2 separate regions of the Homo sapiens genome follow, and region 1 is linked to region 2. A link is an interaction called in ENCODE POLR2A ChIA-PET data of the cell type or tissue named here. Cell type or tissue: A673. All regions are shown on one strand.

The links. ChIA-PET counts read pairs that join two places held together with the same protein. Peaks named below come from ENCODE experiments on the same cell type or tissue, not always from the same donor. Only the 100,000 strongest peaks of a DNase experiment are listed, where the experiment ranks them.
Region 1: POLR2A ChIA-PET joins it to region 2 with 6 read pairs; 1 of 35 experiments calls an interaction of 5 or more read pairs at or near these places.

The regions. Positions count from the first base shown.
Region 1 is chr2:122,199,694-122,207,693 of GRCh38, forward strand. The region is part of intron 2 of LOC105373592 (a long non-coding RNA gene); the gene reads left to right. Among named protein-coding and RNA genes, the nearest start is that of LINC01823, 410 kb to the left of the region's middle. RefSeq lists an enhancer at 5,888-6,389. In A673, a CTCF peak has its summit at 3,882; DNase peaks (open chromatin) are centred at 3,968 and 6,208; H3K27ac peaks cover 2,394 bases.
Region 2 is chr2:122,496,503-122,504,502 of GRCh38, forward strand. The region is part of intron 1 of LOC105373593 (a long non-coding RNA gene); the gene reads right to left. Among named protein-coding and RNA genes, the nearest start is that of LINC01826, 570 kb to the right of the region's middle. In A673, no CTCF peak of the experiment used is centred here; DNase peaks (open chromatin) are centred at 3,379, 4,009 and 4,409; H3K4me3 peaks cover 638 bases; H3K27ac peaks cover 6,272 bases.

The DNA of each region.
Region 1 (8,000 bases), 300 kb before region 2:
GCCCTTCTGCATCAGTCACAATTCTCCTTGAATATCGTATCACCTAAAGACTAAATTATAACGTTAAATAAACATCATTAACACACATTATATAAAATAAAGGAATAGGAGGGGAAAATAAATGGGTTAATATATACCAAATATATACAGACCCTTGAACAATGCATGGGTTAGGGGAGCTGATCCTCCGAACAGTCAAAAATCTGAGTATAACTTTTGACTTCCCCAAAATTTAGCTACTAAGAGCCTTCTGTTGACTGGAAGCCTTACTGACAACATAAATAGTTAATTAACACACATATTTTATGCTTTCATGACATACCTAACATTTTCTTAATATTTTTTATATTTCTAGGCTACATAGTTCATCTTCAAGTCTTTTTAAATTATCATGAATCTCAAAAACATTCTCCAATATATTTATTGAAAAAAATCTGTGCATAAGTGGACCTGCATTGTTCAAACCCATGTTATTCAAGGGCCAACAATAAATAACAGTCAAGGGATATACATAGCTCTGCCCCCAACTTATGCAAGTGGTTATGAGGCCATACTTGCCATTTTTAATTTTTGTTTTCCACTATCCATTCCAAATTTTCTTTGCCCTCAACAAACACTTTAGCTGATCAAAGTTCTTTACCTGGTGGGACGACTGGAATCTTTACTCTTGAAGAGTCTGTATCCTTGGTGGTACCGACTGTCCTGGGTTGTCAGTACCTAATGACTTTTGATGTTGGGCACAAAATCGCTGCATGTTTCCCCAGGGAATACGATGGCTTCTTGATGCATACCTCACTGTCCTTATTGTTTAACAATGGCTCTGTTTTTCCTTTATAATTAAGAAATATCATTAAAGTTGGTACAGTAACTATTTTTTGCCTTTGATTTAGTGGAAGGCCAGATAGTCATCTCAACTTATGTTGAGTGGAACAATCGTTGTGTCCCTCATGAAAGCATTATTGCCTTGGGAACAAAGACTTCTAAAGCAGCAGACCCCAAAGTTATGGAGACATGAGGAAAAATGTCGCAAGTTTGTTATAGGAATAACAGTGAGAGTGGCTACTCTTTCATTGCTTTGATCTCCTACCCTTATATTTTGACAGTCAGAAAAACAGAGTCCTTAATTGGTTGCTGGTTCACAGCATACGCTGCATTTTATAGGATTGCTTCCCAATTCTGCATGGTGGTGTCTCTGAGCTAGTGCCACAACTAAGTTGTTAACAGGCCACTGCAATATTCTAGGATATTCAGTGGTTTCTGCATGATGGGAAAAATGGTAAGAACAGTGAACACCAAGGGCACAAGTCCATTGCCTTATTCATTCTGCTGAAATGAATTTCTTTGTGAGAAGCGATGTTATGTGGAAGCAATATGATGGCAATAATTAAGTCATTCAGTGGGTTCAGTGATGACAGTCCAGCAGAGCATCAGGGACAGAGAAGACAAATCCAAATCACTAAAATAGAGCTGAGATGGATGAATTGACTCACTCTATTTTAGTGAGGACAAACTACTGACCCTTCACTAGAAGGGAACTGCCACCAGGTATCTGGCTGGTTCTTTATGGAACCATGCCATATTATGGACTCGGTTTCCATCCCTAATTTCAGCAGGTGGGGCATTTAGCAATGGTAACAGCCAGCAGAGATTGTATTGTTGAGCTGATGTGTAATGTCAATCCATGTCCTGGCCACACTGCTCAGCAGCCCATTGAGCAGGCACTGGGGAGTTGGGCAAAGACACTGACTTGCCTAGAAGGAATTATCATCTCCACTTGATTACTAGACCAACCTTTGCAGTAGATGCCCTTTGGTAAAGAGTCACATGGGACACAGATATCTCCACACTCTGTGCTCCTTCTGGTAAGTTCATCTCCCTCCCTCTTCCTCAAAACTCTTTGCTAACATTTCTTTGATCTAACTCCTTTGAAACCTTCACCCATGTAGCCAAACCATTGGTTACAGCTCATGAATCAGTGTAGCTCTACACCTTTGGCCATCTCTCCTTCCAGGCACAGTTTGATCCTACAGGTTATAGTCATCTAACCAAAGTTGACTTCACAGCTAGACCACATTTTTAATGTAAGTGTTAGAACCCTGGTTGAGAAAGAGCAGGACCTGAGAATCAGAATGGGGATGTTTGCCTAGATTCTGATGAAGCTGATACTTTAGGCCTCCACTTTTTGCCAGGCTGTCTTTGTCAGCAGAAGAGGCCTCTTCTTGCCTCTCTGAAGAGGTCAGCTCTCCCTTGTGTGGGGACACTGTGATGTCCTTCCTAGGCCTTTCACTGATAAGGAGATGCAGATTTCCTCAAGGGCCATCCCTATCGCCCTGCATTGCCTTCAGACTCTTAACTGTGGGTAGAGCCCCACAGACTCCAGGGAGAGAGAGAAGTGAGAGCTGTTGATGAGCTCAGCGGCTCATCGCCCAAGGGTGTGATTCATAGGGAAGGTTCCAGAAACTGTGCAGTGCCTCATGCTCATCTGCCAGCTGCTGGAACCATGATGGCTTCTGCTTCTTTTTCCACCCCAGATCTTTCATGAGTGTTTCTCATTGGAAGATTCAAAAAAGGCACCATGCTAGCAAAACAGTCTGGGAAATGTGGGTTTTGGCCTCTGCCTATGTGCCATAGGGGAGAGCCTAGGATAGCAGAGATAGTGACAAGGGCTGACAGCCATTTTCACCTTGCAGGACCTGGTACCTAAGGCACTCACTTGTGAGCAGAAGCAGAGGTGGTGTTAGTGTAACTGCCCAATAGGTTCTCCTTGTCTGCTGCCTAGACAGAGCCTATTTATCAAGACAGGAGGATTGCAATAGAGAAAGAGTTTAATTCACACAGACTGGCTGTGCAGGAGACTGGAGTTTTATTATTACTCAAATCAGTCTCCCTACAAACTTGGGAATTGGGTTTTTTAAGGATAATTTGGTGGATAGGGGGCCGGGAAGTCGGGGGAGTGCTGATTGGTTGAGTCAGAGATGAAATCGTAGGGAGTCGAAGCTGTCTTCTTGTGTTGAGTCCGTTCCTGGGTGGGGGCCACAAGACCAGATTAGCTAGTTTATCGATTTTGGTGGTGCCAGCTGATCCATTGAGTACAGGGGCTGCAAAATATCTCAAGCACTGGTCTTAGGTTTTACACCAGGGATGTTATCCCCAGGAGCAAATTGGGGAGGTTCAGAATCTTGTAGCCTCCAACTACATGACTCCTAAACCACAATTTCTAATCCTGTGGCTAATTTGTTAGCCCTGCAAAGGCAGTATCGTTCCCTGGCAAAAAGGAGTTTTGTTTTGGGGAAGAGCTCTTATCGTCCTTGTTTCAAAATTAAACTATAGAGTAAGTTCCCTGCAAAGTTAGTTCAGCCTATGCCCAGGAATGAACCATGACAGCTCGGAGGTTAGAAGCAAGATCATAATTTTCTCAGTTATAATTTTTTGCAAAGGCAGTTTCAATAGAGGGAAGGGGGATGATTTCTGTAAACTATCTGGGAGTTTAGAAATGCGATACAGAAAATAGCTTGTGTCGGGCAAAAGTCTTATCACCACTAGAAATAGTTTCACAATTGTTCTTGCTTGCAAGGGTAGTTTCCAAGGACAGAAAAGTAATATAGTTGGTTTCTTCTAAATGTCTTATATCCTGGTGGAAACTAGTTTCTAAAAATGAATATATTTTCAAAGATTACTTGAAAGCTGTTAAAAGTTGGGCTCTCATATGAAAGGAAACAATTCTTTATGGGGATTTGCTAGAGTTGTTTTTGTTTATAGAAACACTGAAGTCTTTCTCTCACTGATGCATTTTCTCCTGGGCATGAAATGTGTTCCTGCTGAAGCCAGAAGAGTGATATAGCCAAGAAGTGAGTGAGACACATGTGTTCCTTAAGAGGTTTTGACAAAGCTTCCGGAAGGGGGCATCTGTTATTAACAGTGGGAGCTATATTGCACTCTTTTGTTTCTCTTGGTCCATGCTGAGAAACAAGCCCAAATATCCCCATTCAGTATGATCGCTGAAATCTGAGCTCCCTGGAAAAGAATAGGGATTTAACACTTGAAATATGTGTACTTTCTTGGCATCGGTGTGCAGAATGTCTGAATCCTGACTCATGCATCTCTGGTGACTCCTGATTAACATTTTAACCCTCAGTTTTGAGCCACTGGGGAGAATGTTGGTATTCTTACGGCTTCTGTAATAATAGGGAACAGGGATTCTGATCCAGCCCTCATAAGCAAACTCAGCTATGTCTGCAAGGCACTTTTGATCTGCCTTCGTATATAGAAACCAAAGACTCCAGAACAAATTGGACCTGTGTCAAGATCCTCTTTAAGAAACTAAAAGTGGGAGCTTTTCACTAGAAAAGGGGATCCCACAGCTGGGCCACACCCTACAGTTGCAGAGTTGTCAAGAGTCAGATTATGGATATTGGGGAGTCACAATGGGGCAGGAAGATGGCACTGAAGGTTGAAATGGGGCAGAAAATGAGAGGTGCAAGAAAGAGCTCACCCAGGAACTACCGGAGGAGAATCTACTGTGATTCCAGCAGCAGGCCAGCGCGAGTGGTACGGATCTATATCATGGGCAGTGGTCATGTCCTGGGCTTGCTTCTCCAGTTTATGTCTGTGGAAGCAGAGCTGGTGAATCCCAGCAACAGTGCCAGGCTTGCTGACCCATAAGACATGGTTGTGCTCAGGAATTGTACGACTGGATGGCTCTGAGGTGCCTGTGATGAAAGGCTTCCACCTGCAGAGACGTCTTTTCTTTGTAACAGCTCTTCTATGACTACTTCCTCTGAGGGCGACCTGTGTGGGGTGGGGACTAGCTTTCTGGATGTGGGGCATATGTGTGTGGCCTTGGCCTCTAACAAGTGTGCCTCAACTCACTTCGTTAGGGTAGGTCCTGGTGGCTTTGTATGATCTCACTGCTGTTGGAGTCCATTACCAGCCAAGGGAATCATCAAGTTGAAGTGAGTGAGGGCACCATTGGGGCTGTTTCAGTTACAAGTGACAGAAATTCAATCGAGTTGACTTTAGTTGCTTTTTAAAAATGAGCTTTATTGCCTCATATATTTGAAACAGGGCACAGGTAGACCTGGCTTCAAAAACATCAGAAGACATAGAATCAAATGATGCCGTGACTCACCGGGACGCAAATGTTCTCTCTCACTGTCTCTGTGACCCTCAGAGAAGTTCTCTTTTCTGGGCTCAAGGCTTACAAATTTGCAAGTCTGGGTCTAGATGTAAAGTAAGTGTATTTGTTCTCAGTTGTTGTGGTTTGAGTTCCAAGATTGAGTCTTTTGGACCAGATTAGACCACATGAGTATCTCTGGTCTAATGTCTCAAGCCAGGGGGATTCGATGTTCTGACTGGTTGGGCCTTGCTCATGTATCCACCCCCAGAGCCAGGAGTACAATGATTACACCTGAGCCACTTGAACTGGACGTGTGGAGGGTGGGTGGTCCCTCAAAGTAAATTAGGGCCAGTTATCAGAAGAAGGGGCAGGAAAAAGTAGCAAATGCATTCTGAGAGTGTCAGGAGATTAGGTCAGAGGGCTAGCTCATGAAGTATCTAGCATAGCAGGGGCTCCATGACTAATATCATTTGATTACAGTGACTGCGTGAAGCACAGTGTTGAGAAGGATTCTGAAGCTGAATTATTGCATCTCCATGTGCAGTAGTTGGTAAGCAATGCCTATCATGGACGCAGAAGGGCTCGCCGGTGCTATAAGTGCCACGTGTTTGCCAATCCTGATGTAGAAAATGCTTTAAGTTGGCCGGGCAGATCAGGGATGCCTTTAAAGTGAAAAGGTTTCTTTTTCTCTTGGAGAAAGATAACATGGAAATACCATTTCCTGCTGAAGATGAGCAATATATTTAAATATCTCTTGCTTTGATGAAGTTCTGTGTGTACCCTGCCCCGATCTTCCTTCTGTGGAAATCAAGGTAATGCAGAGAGCTTGGTAAGTATTTTCAAGATCTGAGTATGAACTGCAGGCTCGCAGTGTCTGGGGAGAGCTTGAATGCCTTTGCTTGTGGCAAACTTACACTGTGAACAAGCCAATTGTGTGGAAGATGTAAAATGTTTCCAAGTGCATTTCTTATCTTGACAAACTCCTCCACTAACAGCCAGGGAGCAGAGATCTACTTAGCAGTCAGAGGGAACAGGAGTTAACCATGGGAAGTTGGGATGCTAACAGCCCCAGGCTCTCCACCCTCTGTGCTGCACAGCAGTCAGCTGAATCTTTCCCAGCCCTGTGGCTGGCACCCCGTAGCTCTGGGCCTCATTATACATGCTCCTTGTGCCCACTCTTCCCTGCTCTGCATTTCCTCCTTCATGTGCCTGACATTTCCTAATGAAGATGTTTAACTTCATTTTTCACCACTGGTGTTCAGGCACAAGTCAGTTTCCACTGATGCTCTGGCTTCTGAAGGCCCCAACAGCATGTGGCCACCAGGATTTGGGCTCAGAGAGACATTCTTGGGGGAGTGCCCCCCAGGACCCTTTCAAAACAGCTCTGGTCATTGGTACCAGGCATGAGGACACAGAGATAAACATGGCCAGTTCCTGCTCTCCAAGAATGTCAAGTCCTTTTGCAAAGACCGACTCTCCATGAGTGACTCACACTGCAGAACACCGAGTTCAAGAGTGGATGGGGATACGAAAGCATGCATCTGAAGAGTCTGCTTGAAAGACACAATAATGAGTGTGTATGCTTACCCTACTTTCTGATGCTCATGGCCTGAGGTTGGCAGGACCTGGAAATTTATAATTGTTGTTTCTTTTTACAGACAAGGAAACCAGAGTTTAGATTGCATATCCATTCACTCATTCTTTTAGCTTTTTTCTAGTACCCACTATAAGTCAAACATATTGCTAAGTGCTTAAGACACAAGAGGTGTAGCTGTCCTTGCCACCACTGAGCTGGAGATGCTCACATTTATCCCTGCACACTCACACCCACTCAGTGCCTGAATCTGGGGGCAAATCAGTCACTGCTCTGTATCAAGCTCCCTTCTTAAGACTCTGTATTGTGTATTTCACTGGAATGCAACCACAAAGAGAGCTTTCCTAAAATGATCTCCTCCTGAAAACAGTGCAGGAGGTTTTGCAATATTTCTTTCTTGAACATTTCTCTAAAGCTTTTCCCTGAATGGAGAAGGGCCCCTGGCTATACAGATGCAGGTGGAAACTACTGGTGTGAAGTTATCCTGTGAACAAATAAAGTTGACTTCCTAAAATTTCCCTGTTCAAATAGTTGTTGACATATCCTTGAAGATTTTTAAAAGAATGATCTATAAACATCGCACTTCAGAGTTATGTTTGCAAGGCCATCTATTATGTTTACAAAGAAGATCTTGAGGTAGGAATCTCTGGGTTCTGCAGGTGCTGCGTGAACCCCAGCAGGGCCATTCCAGATGCTCCACAGGACAGCGCTGAACGCACCGCAGTGAGCCTGGGAGGCCCTGGGCTACTGCTGCCTCCCCTTCTCTGGGCTGAACATCAAGGTAGTGCTTCTGTGTTCTTCTCCCAACTTGTGCAAGAAAGGACATTAAAGTTATTTTTATGAAATTGCCTAACACAATGGCTAAGCCAGTGATTTGTTCAGACTCGTTTTTACCACTTACCTGAAAAGTTATTGATAAGGATGTTTTTAAGCTAATGTAGAGAACGTTCTTATTTTGCTCTTCCAGGGTCAGGCTGTTCTAGCTAGAGATAGAAAAGAGTGAGGTAACTTATGAGCACACTTTTGAATGAATTCTGCCAGTTCTACAAGACAGCACAAAACCTCCGTCTCACAGCGCTGAGAAGACCGTCTGTATGGACCCACAAAAGGCTCTCTGGACAGCCATGATCCTGTGACCCACAAGCCATGTGTCTGGGGATTGATAGGACGAGGAGCGTTGCCAACAGATGGCTTTGCCCTTTCATGCACTGTCTTCCCCTGGGAGCTTGGAGGGGCTTGGGAGGCAGAACCAAGAGTCCAAAGCTGAGTGGAGAATGGTGCTGTGGAATA
Region 2 (8,000 bases):
CCCAGCTACTCGGGAGGTTGAGGCAGGCGAATGGCATGAACCCTGGAGGCGGAGCTTGCAGTGAGCTGAGATCGCGCCACTGCACTCCAGCCTGGGTGACAGAGAGAGACTCCATCTCAAAAAAAAAAAAAAAAAAAAAAAAGGAGATAATGGTTTGTAGATTTTTTTTATCATGGTATCTTTGTGTAGTTTTGGTATCAGGATAACACTGGCTTCATATCATGCGTTGGGAAGTGTTCCGTTCTACTGTTTGGAAGAGCTTTTGAAGAATTAATGTTTAATTATTCAAGTGTTTGATAGAAATAACCAGTGAACCTTAAATCAGTTTTGGTAGTTTATCTCTTTTTAATAATTTGTTTATTTTATCTAAGTTATCTAATTTATAGCCATGAATTTTTCACAGTATTTATCTATAATTCCTCTTATTTGTGCAAGGTTGTTGGTATTGTTTTCTCTCTCATTTCTGTTTCTAGTAATTTGAGCTTTTGCACTGTGTTCCTTGGTTAAACTAGCTAATAGTTTGCTGATTTTGTTAATCTTTTCGAAGAACTAGCTTTTGGTTTCATTAATTTTCTCTTGTTTTTCTATTCTCTATTTTATTAATTTCTGCCATAGTTTTTATTCTATCCTTATTTTTGGTTTAGGTTTAATTTTTTCTTTTATTTTTCTCATAGATTAGTGATTTGAGATTTTTTTTAAATGTAGACATTTTAGAGCTATAAGTTATCCTCTACACATTGCTTTGCTTGTATCACAAAAATTTTGGTATGCTGTATAATAATAATTATTAATATCATTAGTGCTTTCTAATTTTTCACTTAATTTCTTCTTTGAAATTCTAAAGTGTTTAATTTTTATATAATAATTTTTCAAATTTCCTTCTGTTATTTTCTTATTGCATTCCACTGTAGTATGAAAATATATTTTGCATAATTTTATTATTTTAAATATTTATTGAGGTTTATTTTATGAGCTAGCACATGGCTTATCCTGGAGAGTGTTTCATGTGCTTTTGAGTAGAAGGTATGTTTTGCTGTGATTGGTTAAAAAAATTACCTAGATACTTACTAAGTCTAGTTGGCTTAAAGTGTTTTCCCATTTCTCAATTTTATTTTTGATATGCTGCCTCGTTGATCTATTCCTTATTGAGAGGGTGATATTGAAGTGCCTATTGTTGGAATGTCTATTTTTCACTTTGTTTATGTAAGTTTTTGATTCATAATTTTGGGACTCTTGTAAGGTGCATATATGATGATAATTGTTATATTGTCCTGATAGATTGATCATTTTATTACTATTAAATGGTCCTTTTTATCTCTGATGACATATTTTTATTTAAATGTCTATTTTGCCTGAAATTAATATAACAATTTCAGCTTTCTTGTATTTGTTGTTTCTATGGTATATATGTGTATATTTATAATATTTCAGATTTTATTTTCAATGTATTATTGATAGTATATAGCTGAATCCTAATTTTTAAAAATATCCATTCTACCTTTTGGTTAGATTTTTAAACCATTTACTTTTAATGTTATTATTGATATAGATGGATTTACATCTGCCATTTTACACTTTGTTTTCGTCGTAGTAAAAATAAAATAATGTTCTACTACCTAGAGCATGGCACATCAAAGCAGCTGTCTTCTGCACTAATTTTTGATGCAATATTTATTATAATAAAAGTTCGCATGCATGTGTGTGTCTGTTTTAGGTTGGTTACTTTCATCTTTATTTTTTCCATTTTGGTGCCAAAAAAGTATTGTTTAAATTACCATGGCCTAGAAGTATGTCTGAGTAGTTGGTAAGGTAACTTTAGTGAGATTGCACTCACTATTTATGTCTAATTATTCCATATATATTTCATAAAAGAATTTCTCAAATCTACAATATATTCATTGGGGATTTTATTGGAAGGACATTAAATTATAGATTAAGTTGATATAGAACTGACGTCTTTATAACATTAAACCCTCTTACACACAAACACAGTATAATCTCTCTGGTTATAGGTTTTTGTATATGTGCATAGATTTTAAAAGTTTCTTTAGGCTAAGCATGGTGATTCACACCTGTAATCCCAGCAGTCTGGGAGGCCAAGGCAGGTGGATCACTTGAGGCCAGAAGTTCAAGACCAGCCTGGCCAACATGATAAAACCCTGTTTCTACTAAAAATACAAAAATTATCCAGGCGTGCTGGCACATCCCAGTAATCCCAGCTACTTGGGTAGCTGAGGCAGGAGAATCACTTGAACCCAGGAGGCAGAGGCTGCAGTCAGCCGAGATTGGCCACTGCAGTCCAGCCTGGGTGACAGAGCAAGACTCTGTCTCAAAAAAAAATACCAACAAAAAACAAAAAATGAAAACAAACAAAGAATCAAACTTTTCTTCATAGAGGCCTTATCCTCTTTCTCTTGTTGGTAGGTTAATTCCTTTATACTATAGTGATTATCTTATTGTTGATATTGAATATAGTATTCTATTATAATTTTCCTTTTTCATTATGGTTATTGAGAAACACTTCAGAATTTTATAGGTTATTTTGTTACCTAGCAATCTTGCTGAATTTTTAAATTAGCTCTAATATCTTGTCAACATGACTATATAATCTGCATATACAGTAATTTTATTTCTTTTCTTTCAATTTCTATAATTTTATTCTCTCTTGTTAAAGACATTCTTATTTTACTACTTACTTTAAATGAAATGATTCTTCAGTTTCTGCATTACGTGTGATGTTTGCTATAAGGTTTTCGTAAATAGCATTTATCAGGTTAAGGAGATTCCCTTCTATTTCTACTTATCTTTAGATAGTTTAAATTTGGGAATATGTCTTGAAGTTATTAAATGTCATTTTGACCTCTGTGATGTGATTTTGTGTTTTTCTACTTTAACCTGTTAATTTCATGACATAAAATGATTGATAAGAATGTAACAATTTATTTGATTCTGCGTTCCTGAGAAAAATCTACATGAAATTACATTTTGCTTCATATACTCATGGTTTGCATCAACTAAAATATAATTTAAAATTTTTGCATCTATGCTCAAAAGAAAAATTAGTCTGTATTTTTTATCTTTGCATTTTATTATCTCATCTAAGTGTTAAGCATTATTAATATCATTTAAAAAGCTGAGAATTTTCATTGTTTTTCTAGTTTGGGAACAACTCATTTATGAGTGTGACTTTGTTTTTTGAAGTATGGGAAAATCTACTTGTAAGCCATTTAGACCCGGAAATTTTAGAGGTAGCGTGGTTGTGGAGGATTGTTGATGATCACTTCATGTTTTTATGGCTTTTATTAACTTAGTTTTTAAATCCATTCTCTATTCCTTTTTGTGACAATTCTGGCAGTCTCTTATTCCTAATTTATTCCATATTTATTCCTGTTAAATGCATTTTTGGGTTGTGGCTTATTTTTTTTCCAAAATGTTCTATTATTTTAAGATTGCTTCTATATTTGTGTTTAGTTTTCTCTGTCTCTCTCTCTTTCTGGCTTTTGCTTTTTTGCTTTTTAGTAACTCTTCTCTCTGTTGTTACTGCTTTTTATGCTTACTTGTTTTTAAATGATCTGTGCTTTCAGAGGTTTATCTTATTAAATGTACTGATCATTTGTATTGTTTTGTTGTTTTCTAATTCGTGGATTTGTGATATATTTCTTGATCTCTTTTCTAATTTCTTTAAATTTATGTTTATGGTTTATTTACTTCGTTAATGCAAACACTCAAGCTCATTTATTTTGTATCTTTTTTTCTTTCTCTCTATCTTTCTCTCCCTCCCTCCCGTCCCTCTCTCCCTGCCTCCTTCCCTCCCTCCCTCCCTCCCTCACTCCCTCCCTTCCTTCCTTCCTTCCTTCCTTCCTTCCTTCCTTCCTTCCTTCCTTCCTTCCTTCCTTTCTTTTTGTGAGATAGGATCTCACTCTGTTGCCCAGACTGGAGTGAAATGGTGAGATCATGGCTCACTGTAGCCTCCACCTCCTGGGCTCAAGCAATCCACATGACTTAGACTATAGGCATGTGCCACAACACTGGCTAATTTTTTATTTTTTGTAGAGATAGGGTCTCTCTATATTGCACAGGCTGTTAGCAAACTCCTGGGCTAAAACAATCCTTCTGCCTCTGCCTACCAAAGTGTTGGGATTTCAAGTGCTAGTCACTGCACCCAGGATTTATTTTTTTTAAATAAACACATTTAGAATCACTGTTTTTCCCACTAAATAAACATTCTGATATTTTGAAATTTAACTATCTTGCATGAAGAACTTAATACTCTCAAGATTTCACCTTCAACCCATTGGTTAGATGAAAGTATGATTTTAAATTTTCCAAACTTGAAAATGGTTTTTGTTATCTATTTGACACTGATTTTCAGGTTAATTGGATTGTTGTCAGAAAAAAAAGTTTGTGCATTAAAATGTATTGAGATTTCCTGTATGAATTATTTCACTATTTTACATGCTTTTGAGAGAAATACAGAGTCTTAATGAATAGCACAAGAACTGTAAAATGTATCCACTAGATTATACTTGATAAGCATGCTGCTCAAATCTATAAACTAGCATAATTTTGAGAATAGCGTGTTTTGGGATGTGTGTATGTGAATATGTTTACATGTGTGTGTAAAAATTCCAACTACATTTGTAGCTTATGTGTTTTCCTTATTTTGTTGTTTGATATATTACATAGTTTAAGGCTACATAATTATGTAATATAAGGTTATGAATATTGTATCTGCTTGGTATCATTTTTTCCTTAAGTCACTATGCACTATTTTTTGTCATATTTTAATATTTATTTGAATACTATTTTGTCATAATAAACTGACTAGCTTGTATTATTTTAACATTTGTTAATTATATTTTTCCCATCTCTTTGTTTTCAATCTTGCCATATTTTCTTCATCTTTTAAATATATATTATTAGTTCTATTTTATTAAAACTAATAAATGTGTCTTTTACTTGGTTAATCTATCTATATGTGTATATCATAAAAACAGATAAAAGTGAACTTATTTCTGCCACTTTTTCTCTTATTTTATAATTAGTATGCTTTCTCTTTGCTTTGTTTTATTTCTTTTTCCGACTATTGTTAGGTAGATTTATTTTCTTTCTTTTTCTTTTTCTACCTATTTCTATTTCTAGCTATAAATTGTGCCTAATTTATTAAGGCATGTATGTATACACATTTTGCCCAGTTATTGAAGGTTATTAATACTATATACTCTCCTAGGGGAAAAGCAATAGTTTTATAATGCTTTGCCACTCTCTTATCGTTACCTCCCCAAACCATCAATTTAAATGACAGTTTTGCCTGAAGTTTTAATCTCAAATTGTTGCAGATATTCATGATGAGGTTATATTTTTCCTGTAGTCAGAAATATACCTTGCATTTGTACTTTGTGGGTTCTAAGACACATTTAAAAATAACACTTTAACTTTTAAATAAGTATCCCTCAGAATATAAATGTGGGAAGAGAGCATGTTGTCATAGTTTGATCTTTTTTTTTTCTTGGTGGCACAAAATGGTGCATCACTCAATATCATCTGTTGTTAAATTAAAATGGTAATTTCTTTCCCTGTTTTTGATTCTCCTTCTTCTTGTCTTCTCATGGAATCATTTATTACATTACTGTAACTCTTCTCCCAAAAGTTCTATCAGAGAAAGTCTCTGTATTATGCATTTTCTGGGACCTTGCATGACTTTGCAGGGGATGTCTCAAGTCTCCTAAAAAGCTTGGCACTCTTCGAACTCTCACTAAAAAAAATTAGAGAGTGCCAAGCTTATTTTAAGAAAATTGAAATCTAATATCTTTTAAAAACACAAATATTAACTTAAAAAATATATTATTATTCATTTGTCACTAATTCTTCTCTTTAGACAGTTTGACACTTTTGCTTTTACATTTTTCTTAGCTTTATTTTTTAATACTTTTCATTCTTTATTTCCTCATGCTGCTTTTGGAAAGATATTCTTAATCCTACTTTTAAGCTCACTAATTTTCGTTTTGAACCCATCTGTTCTATAATTCAACTTATTATTATCAGTTTGAGCACTTTTTTTCAAGCATAAAATAAACAAATTTTATCTTAAAGATGAGAACTTAATGGCTTGTGCAACCAAAATGTAACAGTCTTCAGCTGTAGTATCAGCAGGGCTCAGATCTGATCTTCATGTGTAGACTTTATGCTCAGGCTGACTTCAATCATGGTAGAGAAATGGTTTTAGGCTTCATACCACATCACCCAGAGAAAGTGAGAAGCATCTATGTCCCACAAGTCCCTGGAGGAATCTGACAGTCACATTGATTTGACCACTTTAGATTACATGCCAATGCACAAATCAGTCACTGTAGCAAGGGAGACAACACATATTTGTTAGCTATCCAAGGCCATGTTCTTTGAAAACCACACATAAGCCAATAGGAATCATGGGCCACTGGGCATGGGAGACATTGTGTGCTAGAGAGGCAGCTAATTGGTGTTCATGAATTCTTTCAAAAACGTTATTTTTCGTGTCCAATATCTCCCAACTGTTTCTTATCCATAACAACTTGTCCTACTTGATGTTTGCAGGTGCCTCTATATCTTTCTTAAATACTAATAATGTTTGTTTTAAAATCCCTCCTCCAATACTCACCTCTTGTGTTACAGATAGGCCTCTTTTTGCTTTTCTTTCTCAATGCTTGAGCTTTATCAATACTGTAAGATTGTTTTTGTCCCAAGCTCAGGTTTGTTTTCTTGAGTCTGTTTGCTCTCTAGACTTTTCCTCCTCTCTCTTGGTAAAAGTAGGGGCTGAAGAGCAAGACAGATGTCTGAAACAAGTACTCTAATATGAGCTTCAACCATTTCAATTCTTCATGGCATTTTTTTGCACCCAAGGTGTCTTCTTCCTACTTCCCAAAGCACTACTTTTGTCTGATAACACCTTTCTTTAGTCTCAATTGCCAGGTCCAAGATAAATGGTATAGCTATACAAAAGCTGCTCTGTGTGTAGCCATCCTTTTCATGGCCTTGTTCTGTCATTGTCTTCCTGCATCTGGGTAACGCTACTGCTCTCACACCAGGAACATGTACAAGGTGGACCTTCAGGTAATATCATATCCCTGTACTTATTTGTATAACTCACTATTCTGAGTGTTTACCTGGCCAGCAACAACAACCAGTGTGCTCACATACCATGTGAGAACATCCATGGGGGTGTGAGCGTGTGGGGCATCAATCAGCTCATGCCCAGGGTGCTCTGTCAGAAGGCAAAGGGTGTAGCTCCAAACTGCTACAGTTTTCCCACCCCAGCTGGGCTCAGGCCCTATTCGGGTCTCTTAGGCCCTAGCTCTGTTCTTCTCCCAGCCACCATTTTTCTGTATAGTGAGACCCACGTATCTTCAGTTTTCCAAGTATTTCTGTTTTCTTCTAGTTTACATCCATTCTGACACCTTATATTTTTATTTTCTAATGTCTCCAGGCTTGCTGTGAGGGACAGCGTAGGCAGATGTATCAAAATTTGCCGTTTTGATCCAAATTGTAAGCTGCCCTTTATCCTTTCCTGATAAACTTGGATCTCTTCTATCATTTATACCTTCTCTTCCCACTGACATGATGGATGAGTTTGACTTCTTATCACTCCATGGGAGGTGATACTTATAAGAAGACTCCTTTACTCAGAGAAAGGGAAAAACATAATGATGCGAAATTTTAGGCACAAATGCAAGACATGCTATTATGGGATAACTGTGACTTCTAAATCTCACATTTAGGTAGGAGAATACCTAAAGCATTTGCTGGTGAGAACATCTGGCCATAACATATAATGACATCTAATGAAAAGAATTGTTTTTCTTTTTCTCGATATTGGACATTTTAAAAGTAAACAAATAAAATTTGGAGGATCTTCTTATGACCCCTGAATAACATCCAACAAGGGCAATGAGAAAGAGCTTTGATCATAAGAGTGAACTTAAATTTGCAGCCAGAAAAAGTTAATATGCTTGTAATATAATACT